2 separate regions of the Homo sapiens genome follow, and region 1 is linked to region 2. The links are chromatin contacts, found by Hi-C or POLR2A ChIA-PET in ENCODE. All regions are on one chromosome and are shown on one strand. The core of a region is the stretch at or near the end of the contact, and the rest is flanking DNA. Distances in the headings are between cores, read along the strand shown.

Region 1 (3,837 bases), core at 871-3,370, 56 kb after region 2:
CACAAAAAACTTAGCCAGGCATGGTGGTGTGTGCCTATAGGTCCCTGCTACTCATGAGGCTGAGGCAGGAGGATCACTTGCGCCTACGAGGCAGAGGTTGCAGTGAGCTGAGATTGTGCCACTGCTCTCCAGCATGGGTGACAGAGCGAGGCCCTATCTCAAAAAATGTATATAATAATAAAAATTTAAAAATAAATCAATAAAGAATCTCTGATATAAATTGTCAGTTGCCTCAAATATGTAGAATTATTTGTAATTAGACCAGCGGAATTTATGCTATATATAGGTAATTTTATGAAACCAGAAAACCATTCACAACCTTTGTGTACTGTATACCCCTGATGTTGGCCACTGTGCTTGAAGATGGGTGTCAGTGATGGTAAAGGGTGGATCTTAGCCTGGCACTGCTATTGGGAAAAAATTGTATGAAACATGATTTCTGCTATTGAAAGATCATTTAGGAGATAGTGTGTTATGAACTTAGCAGTATTTTTTTTTACAGGCATCATCTCTATTTTTAAAGGTTTTAAAGATTGTGTTTTATTCTTGTGAATATGCTACTCCAGGGTTTTTGTTACTGAATTTAAGATTGCCATTTATACAGGTTTGACTAATGTAAGTTTCATCTTTTGTTTGTAAAAAAAGAAGTTATGTGGAGCTCTTCGATTTCTAGATGTGATTGTACTTTTCTCTTTTTAGGCACCTGAAAGTCAGAAAAATGACTTCTTGAGCTAGATTGTACCAGATACTATGTTGAGCATTTCTACTGAGTGAGAAAGGCCATATCTAGGAATATAAAGTAAACTTTGTAACAGAGGAAATGAATCAACAGTTTTGACTTTGCTACTATCATGTGGGAAAAGCTCCACTATATCTTAATTCTAATACAGGTTAAAGTGAGTTAAAATTATTGCACTCAAGTCCAAAAAATTAAACAGTTACTAAGATCAGATAAAGGTTTTAGGACTTGATTAGATCTGATTCTGAAAAAGCGTTGCCATTGGTCATTTTAAATGTTACGGGGAAAAGGAATTGTAGATATTATCTAGACAAGCCCCCTCATTTTATTGTTACAGATACTGAATACCAGTGATAACACGACTTCCTCAAGGATATGAAACTAATAATTGGCAGTCGTTGTTATGTTAATGATGGTTGGTTATAGTTAAGTTGTGGATTTGTAATTGCTTTTTTTGGTTCTTGAATTTTCTGTTACTGTAAAACTACTTTTGTAGTGGAAAATATGTACATAATAAATTTGAGATCTCTTAATTAAGGAAACATATTTAACCCTTTGTTTTGTCTATTTATAACAGAAGCCCAGCTATTGTTATATTAGGCTCATTGTCAAACATCCATGAGCCTAATTTATTTATGTGAAAATCTGCATGGCCTAAGATGTTTTAGAATTATTTTCCTAAAGAAATAATTCTGAAGTGGTACCTTATGTCAGTCTATAGTAAAAGTAGTTATTAGCACCCATAGCCTTGCAACAGAACACAGTGGTTAATTTTGTTTAATATTCATGCTGTTCTTCTTCCTGCTCATTCTGTTCCAGCAGAAAACTTTTTCCAATACTTGTAATTTTTTTTTTTTAATTCCAGGCAGGTGATGAAGTGTTATGGACAGGGCATAGCTTTTGAGACACACAGACCTGTATTTTAAATCCTCACTCAGCTGTCTGACCTTCAGCAAATCGTTTAGTCTCTCTGAGTTTTAGTCTCCTCAGTCAGGTGAGGACAATAATAGTAATCTTTATCTTACATGATTAGCATGTATGATTTAAGCATACATACATCAGTGTTACTAGCATCAGAAAATTAATTTTCCTCTATCAGAAGAAACTATTGTCTCTTGGCATCAGAGATCCACCGGAGACATGATTTCCTAGGAGGGCTCACAGCTAAGATTTATTACAGCAAAAGGATGCAAAACAGTCAGGAAAGGGAAAATGCCCTGAGGACAAAGTCTAGAAGAAACCAGGCACAAGCTTCCAAGGGTCCTCCCCCAGAGAAATCACACAGAATGTGCTTAATTCTTCCATCATCAAATTATGACAACATTTTAAAAGTCCTGTCTACAAGGGAAGTGCATTACAGACTCAGCACCCAAGGTTTTTATGGGCGTTAGGCAACTAGGCCTTCTAGCAGCATGTTGTTAACTTCCAGAATGCAAGAAGGAAAGCAGATGTTCTGCATCAGCCACATTGTTTGTACAAACACGCACAGTGAGCCACTCTTATCAGTTAGGAAATGGTAGAAACACTCCCAAAATCCAAATTTCCAGACAACAACCAAGGACCGACCTTGCAAACAAGCCTGTCCAAGAATAGTAGTCTTAGTCTATAATGTTGTTTTCTGTATAGCCCTGTTTTCTACTATGTTTGAATTACATATTATAGGTGTTAATGATGTGTAATATGTGTCTATAATATGTCATGTATGTGTTTTATGTGTTAATGAAAAATATCAAGGAGGTAGCATACTTGGTATGATAGAACTCTGCATTTGAAATCAGACCTGATTTTTTATAATTAGTTTCCATTTTTTAGCTATGTATAAAGGTTACTTGGCCTCTTTTGAGCCCTACCAGTCAGTAATATTTGTCCTGATTATCCTGTAGGGTTGTTTTTAGGATCAGATGAAATAAGACAGGAAGATAAATGTAAAGAGAAAAAACATGCATGCGTATTACTGCAACTGTTTATTAATATCATTAGGAATAACCTTTTATAGACTTGCAAATAACTGTTGGTATTTTGTTGATAATTATGGATTTTGCTTGATGTAAATTGTTGTGGGTTAACTCGATATTTGAATGGGCAGGGCCATATAATTTGCTTGCATGAGTTTTTAACTAGCTGTCCCCCCCTCTCCCCGGTTTAATTTTACAGGCAACAGATATTAAGGAGGCATCTCAAAAATGCAAACAGAAGCAAGATGTTATAGAAAGGAAAGATAAACATGTAAGGTTTCATACTAAAATTTTTATTACATTAAAGTTTGCTCTAACTTTTGTTTTCAAATACAGATTATGAGACAGATTCTTGTTGGGGAATGGCCAAGATCCTCTGCATTCTCTATTTCTTAATCCGAGGGAAAGTAAGATTTGGAAGTATAGTAGTTGCTCAGAGGACAATTGTGGAAAATTTCTCAAAACTACTAGCAGCTGTGCCTTATGATATTTGTAGCTGGGTGGCTGTAGTTTTTTAATAGGATAATGGTGGATTTGGTTACCTTAACAGCAAAAACTAAGGTCTAAGGGATTTATTCTGTTGTTGTTTAAAACACAGAAATAGACCTTTTATTTTGAAAAATCAGTGATGACGCTTATGTAGAAAATGCGTATGTACCTTTATGCATGATTGAAATTAATGAGACAAAGTATACTTAAACTATGGAACTTTTCGTCTTTTTTTTTTTTTTTTTTTTTGAGACAGGGTCTCTGTTACCCAGGTTGGAGTACAGTGGTGTGATCTTGGCTCACTGCAGCCTCCGCCTCTCAGGCTCAAATAATCCTCCCACCTCAGCCTCCTGAGTAGCTGGGACCACAGGTGCATGCGACCACACCCAGGTACTTTTTTGAATTTTTGTAGAGATGGGTTTTTGCCGTGATGCCCAGGTTGGCCTCGAACGCCTGAGCTCAAGCTATCCACCTGCCTTGGCTTCCCAAAGTGCTGGGATTGCAGGCATGAGCCACTGCCCCTGACTGGAACTTTTTATTATATTTTTATTGTTGAGTTTTACTCTGTTTTGATATAATCTTGGTTTATAGCTCCAATTTCTAGAAATGAAGACACTTACATTGTAAAACTTTAGCCTACTGCAGGTAATTTAT
Region 2 (3,716 bases), core at 232-2,731:
CTATAGTGGAGGAAATCCCTAAACAGAGCTGAAACATTGGGGAAGGAAGATTTCAAGATGTTGACCTATTCAGCTGCGTACTAGGCTAGGCATCATAATTCCTCCAAAGCATTATTCCTGTCCAGAGCTATCAATAAGAAGTGATATTGCCATTGATGATGTTAAATTTCAGGCAGGACCCTGTGGAGGTAATATTTTTTCCCAATCATATAAGCTTGACTGAAAACGGACTTTGCGATACTGTCTCAAACTACAAGAATACAAATTAAATATTTTTCTATAATAAAAATACTGTTATTTGCTGAATTACTGTATTTGCTGAATTAAGGAGTGAAGATTGCATATTCAGGACTCAACACAGTATCTGGTACCTAGTAAGGGGGTTATAATATGTGGTGAGTGAATAAAGTCATTCACCAGCCTCCTTGCTGGTAACATAAATCCATAGTAATAATCACAGCTAACATTTGTTGAATACTATTTTCAGACATTGTTCAAAGAGTCTGTTTCGCTGACACAGCTGTGTTTTTATCCTTACAAGGTCACCTCCTGAACGTGCCAGCTCTCCTACCAGCTCCATCCTCAATGTCAATTTACACTCTAGGCAAAGATTCCAAGTTTCCCTCTTTCAACAGGATTTATTGGCTACCAAAATTGCCTCTAAGGTTGCTAAACTGGGAATCCTACTAGGGATGCCAACTTTGGAAATTGGGGGAAAAGAGGGTGGGGGTTGGGGTACTGGATATTGGCTTAGAGCAGAAAAGGAGGTAATTCTTACCAGTTGTTGCTAAGAAACAACCTGAAGTTAATCTAAGAGAAAAAAAGGAGGTGGAAAGTGAGCTGCTTAACTCCCCTTCCCTCATTTATGCTTCTTCGACAAAATTCGATTGTTTGATGCTTCTTTTCCCTTTCCAAGTTGCCTTTGGCATTCATTTCAACTATATTTCACCTTCATTTTAACTATATTTCACATGGATGAATACATGGAAGGACAGTAAGCACATTATAGGTTTCTCAGGTTTAGAAATGCCCAGGGAGAAGAAATGCTAGCTAACAGATACTGCTTAACAATTTAAGCCCAGTGTTGGCTTTTATTGCAATTCTCAGCAGCACCTAAACACACAAGTGCTTCAAATAGAAATTGCTTTCTCACACAGATTGCCTTCTCTCCTATAATTTCCTGTCTAGGATGGAGATTATTTGTGTATAGAAGGGAGTGAAGGACTGAATACTGAGAAAATAGTGCCTGTGATGCAAGGTCTGGTTTAATATGGAGGAAGAAAAGGTTCAACAAAGATTTCTTGAGAAATCTATGCTCCAGGCATTGTACGGAGCATGGAGGTTACAAAAATGCTCACAGATTAGTGAGGGAGAGAGAGAGAAACCAGTCAACACAGTTCGGAGTGCTAAGTACAAAACGGCCATATGCCCAGGGTGCTATGGGAGGGCCTCTTGGGGGAATCTGACCTGGCAGGGCAGAGGCAGCCTCCTGGCTGCAGTCTAGGGAGAGCAGTGGAAAGCAGCAGTGCCCACTCGCACAGTGTCCCTGATGCCTTCATGTCTTCTCTCACACTCTGAGGGCTAAGACCTGGGCTCTGTGACTTCTTGGTCTCATGCCAGGGACTTGTGTGATTTAACCAGAACTGGAAAAAAAAAAAAAAAAAACCCTGAGTTTTTGTAACTAATAATTCTAATGACACTGCATTTTCAACATATGGATTACTATAAAGAGGTAATATGGCACAGTGATTAAGGACCCTGTTTCTGGATTTATGCTGTCTGTTTAAATCTCGGGTCTGCCACTTACAAGCTACGTGACTGAAGGCAAGTCATTTACACCCTCTCTGACTCCTTTTCTTAGTCTGCAAAATGGGGCAAAGACTTATTCCTGCTTCTTAGGTTGCTGCAAAGATTAAACGAGAATAATATGAGCACCTACAACAGTCTCAGACACACAGAAGCCATTCCAGTTTATAAGGTTTCAGTGAAATTTCAGATAAATATGGTGATTTTTATGTATTCTTTTTCTACGAAGGAATTGTGAGTTTACAGCGCCATCTTAAGGATAAAGCAAACATATAATCTTGTCATTTTATCATCTTTTTCTTTATTACTCACAGTACAACTCATTTTGACTAGTAGCTGGGTAATGCTTTCCCCTGTGTTCTTCCCACTCCACTTGCCCCTAGCAAAATCCCACTTGCCCCTAGCAAAATCCCACTTGCCCCTAGCAAAATGTACCATTGCTAAAGCTAACTTCTTGTTTATCTCCTCAAGAATGCTCACTTACTCAGTTTTGTACCCCCACTGCCTAGCATACTCAACAAAGATTTCTGGATTAAATAAACAAATGCTTAGTAAAAGCATTTCGTTTAGTACAAACATGCATGTAGGTTTCAAAAATCACAAGGAATATAATGGTGCTCTTTGATCCATCACAATTTCACTGGTCATTTTAATATATTTGTCTGGACATTACTCTCCCCAGATAATCCCAGCCTCTAACATTTCATAAACGAACCAGGCTGCACCGTGAATACTTGTATATTTAAAAATACACGGTGAATTCGAACCCAAATCAAAAACCCCACTGACTATTAAAAAAATATGGCAAGAAAGGGTGGGGGGAAATGGAAAACAGATACATAAAGGCAGGTGAGTGAAACATCACAATGTATACCTATTGATATCATATAAACATATTGCTTATTCAAAAAATTAACAAACATGGCAAGATTTATATGCTTAAGAACATGAAGGTATTCTATGTGGCAAAATAAATTATCTAAACGCTGCCCCATTCCCCTATATACATGTGTACACATACACACACAAGACAAAACATTTAAAAATTCTTGGTGAAATTTGACGACCTTTATTGTAAATGAATACCTAAGCTGGTAGGAAAGTAAGGGAAATGTCCAGACACCCTCTGCAACCCCTCCTCTGCTTTGAAAAAGAGAACTGAAAAGCAGAGATATAAGTACATAAGCTGACGCTATAGCTACCTGGAGGGAGGTTGTCAGTCTTGGTAACCTGGGGGCTTAGGCTCTTAAGCCATAAAGGGATCAGAAAAGAGCCTGCCAAGGGTGGGGAGGATAGAACAGAGACTTCACAAATAAGCCCAAGACTCTTGAAGAGCTACATTTTTACTAAAAGGGTAAATCCAGACAATAAAATAAAAATAGAAATCTTCCTTCAGCACAGGGAGATTGGTAGGATGCCAACTCTTCTCCATTTAGACTGTGGTATGGGGGATAGGAGTTCTTCCTTGAGAATTCCTAGTTATATTACACAAATTTAGAGTGCAAAATTACCCTGACCTCATGATCTGGGAATCCACAAGCTCAAAGTTTAATGTGAGAATATGTCCCTGGCCAGTGATATTCTTGGGGCACCTGGTTGAAATTAATATAAAATTCTTTAGGGGACTGTGCACTCAACCTAGGCTGTGCAGAGTTCACACATATAAAACTGCACTAAAGAAAGCTCACAATCCAAAACTACAGAACGTTTTGTGAAAGAATCCACTAACAGCAAAAATCAGCTGCTAAGAAACAGAAGAATTATATACCCAAGACTTCATAAGATGAAAATTGTTTGTAGACACTTTAAGTATTTTTTAAAATGATTAGAAAAAGATATAACGAAGCCAATACTCTATGAAAATGCAGATAGTTTTTGTTTTCATTTTTGTTTTTGTTTTGAGAGAGAGT

Evidence for each region. A loop is a pair of places that touch in the nucleus more often than their neighbours do. ChIA-PET counts read pairs that join two places held with the same protein, here RNA polymerase II (POLR2A). Pooled maps may share reads with other maps.
Region 1: a map of GM12878 shows a loop between it and region 2 (4-fold over the local background). The contact joins two enhancer-like sites. A Hi-C loop is called at or near these places in 2 of 168 maps with a recorded cell type or tissue (GM12878 and ovary) and 1 of 50 pooled maps. POLR2A ChIA-PET finds 5 or more read pairs at or near these places in 1 of 52 experiments (T-cell).

What each region holds. Positions count from the first base shown.
Region 1 is chr9:70,283,307-70,287,143 of GRCh38, forward strand. It overlaps SMC5 (structural maintenance of chromosomes 5), which reads left to right. Exons shown (of 25, transcript NM_015110.4): 8 at 2,894-2,965. Among named protein-coding and RNA genes, the nearest start is that of SMC5, 26 kb to the left of the region's middle. Within about 2 kb of position 2,121, at least 3 of the 41 ENCODE cell types and tissues checked have a DNase peak (open chromatin) inside an H3K27ac peak, as active enhancers do; they include ovary, where a contact is called at or near this core.
Region 2 is chr9:70,227,747-70,231,462 of GRCh38, forward strand. SMC5-DT (SMC5 divergent transcript) reads right to left here. Exons shown (of 4, transcript NR_039990.1): 3 at 1,468-1,643. Among named protein-coding and RNA genes, the nearest start is that of SMC5-DT, 29 kb to the right of the region's middle. Within about 2 kb of position 1,482, at least 6 of the 41 ENCODE cell types and tissues checked have a DNase peak (open chromatin) inside an H3K27ac peak, as active enhancers do; they include ovary, where a contact is called at or near this core.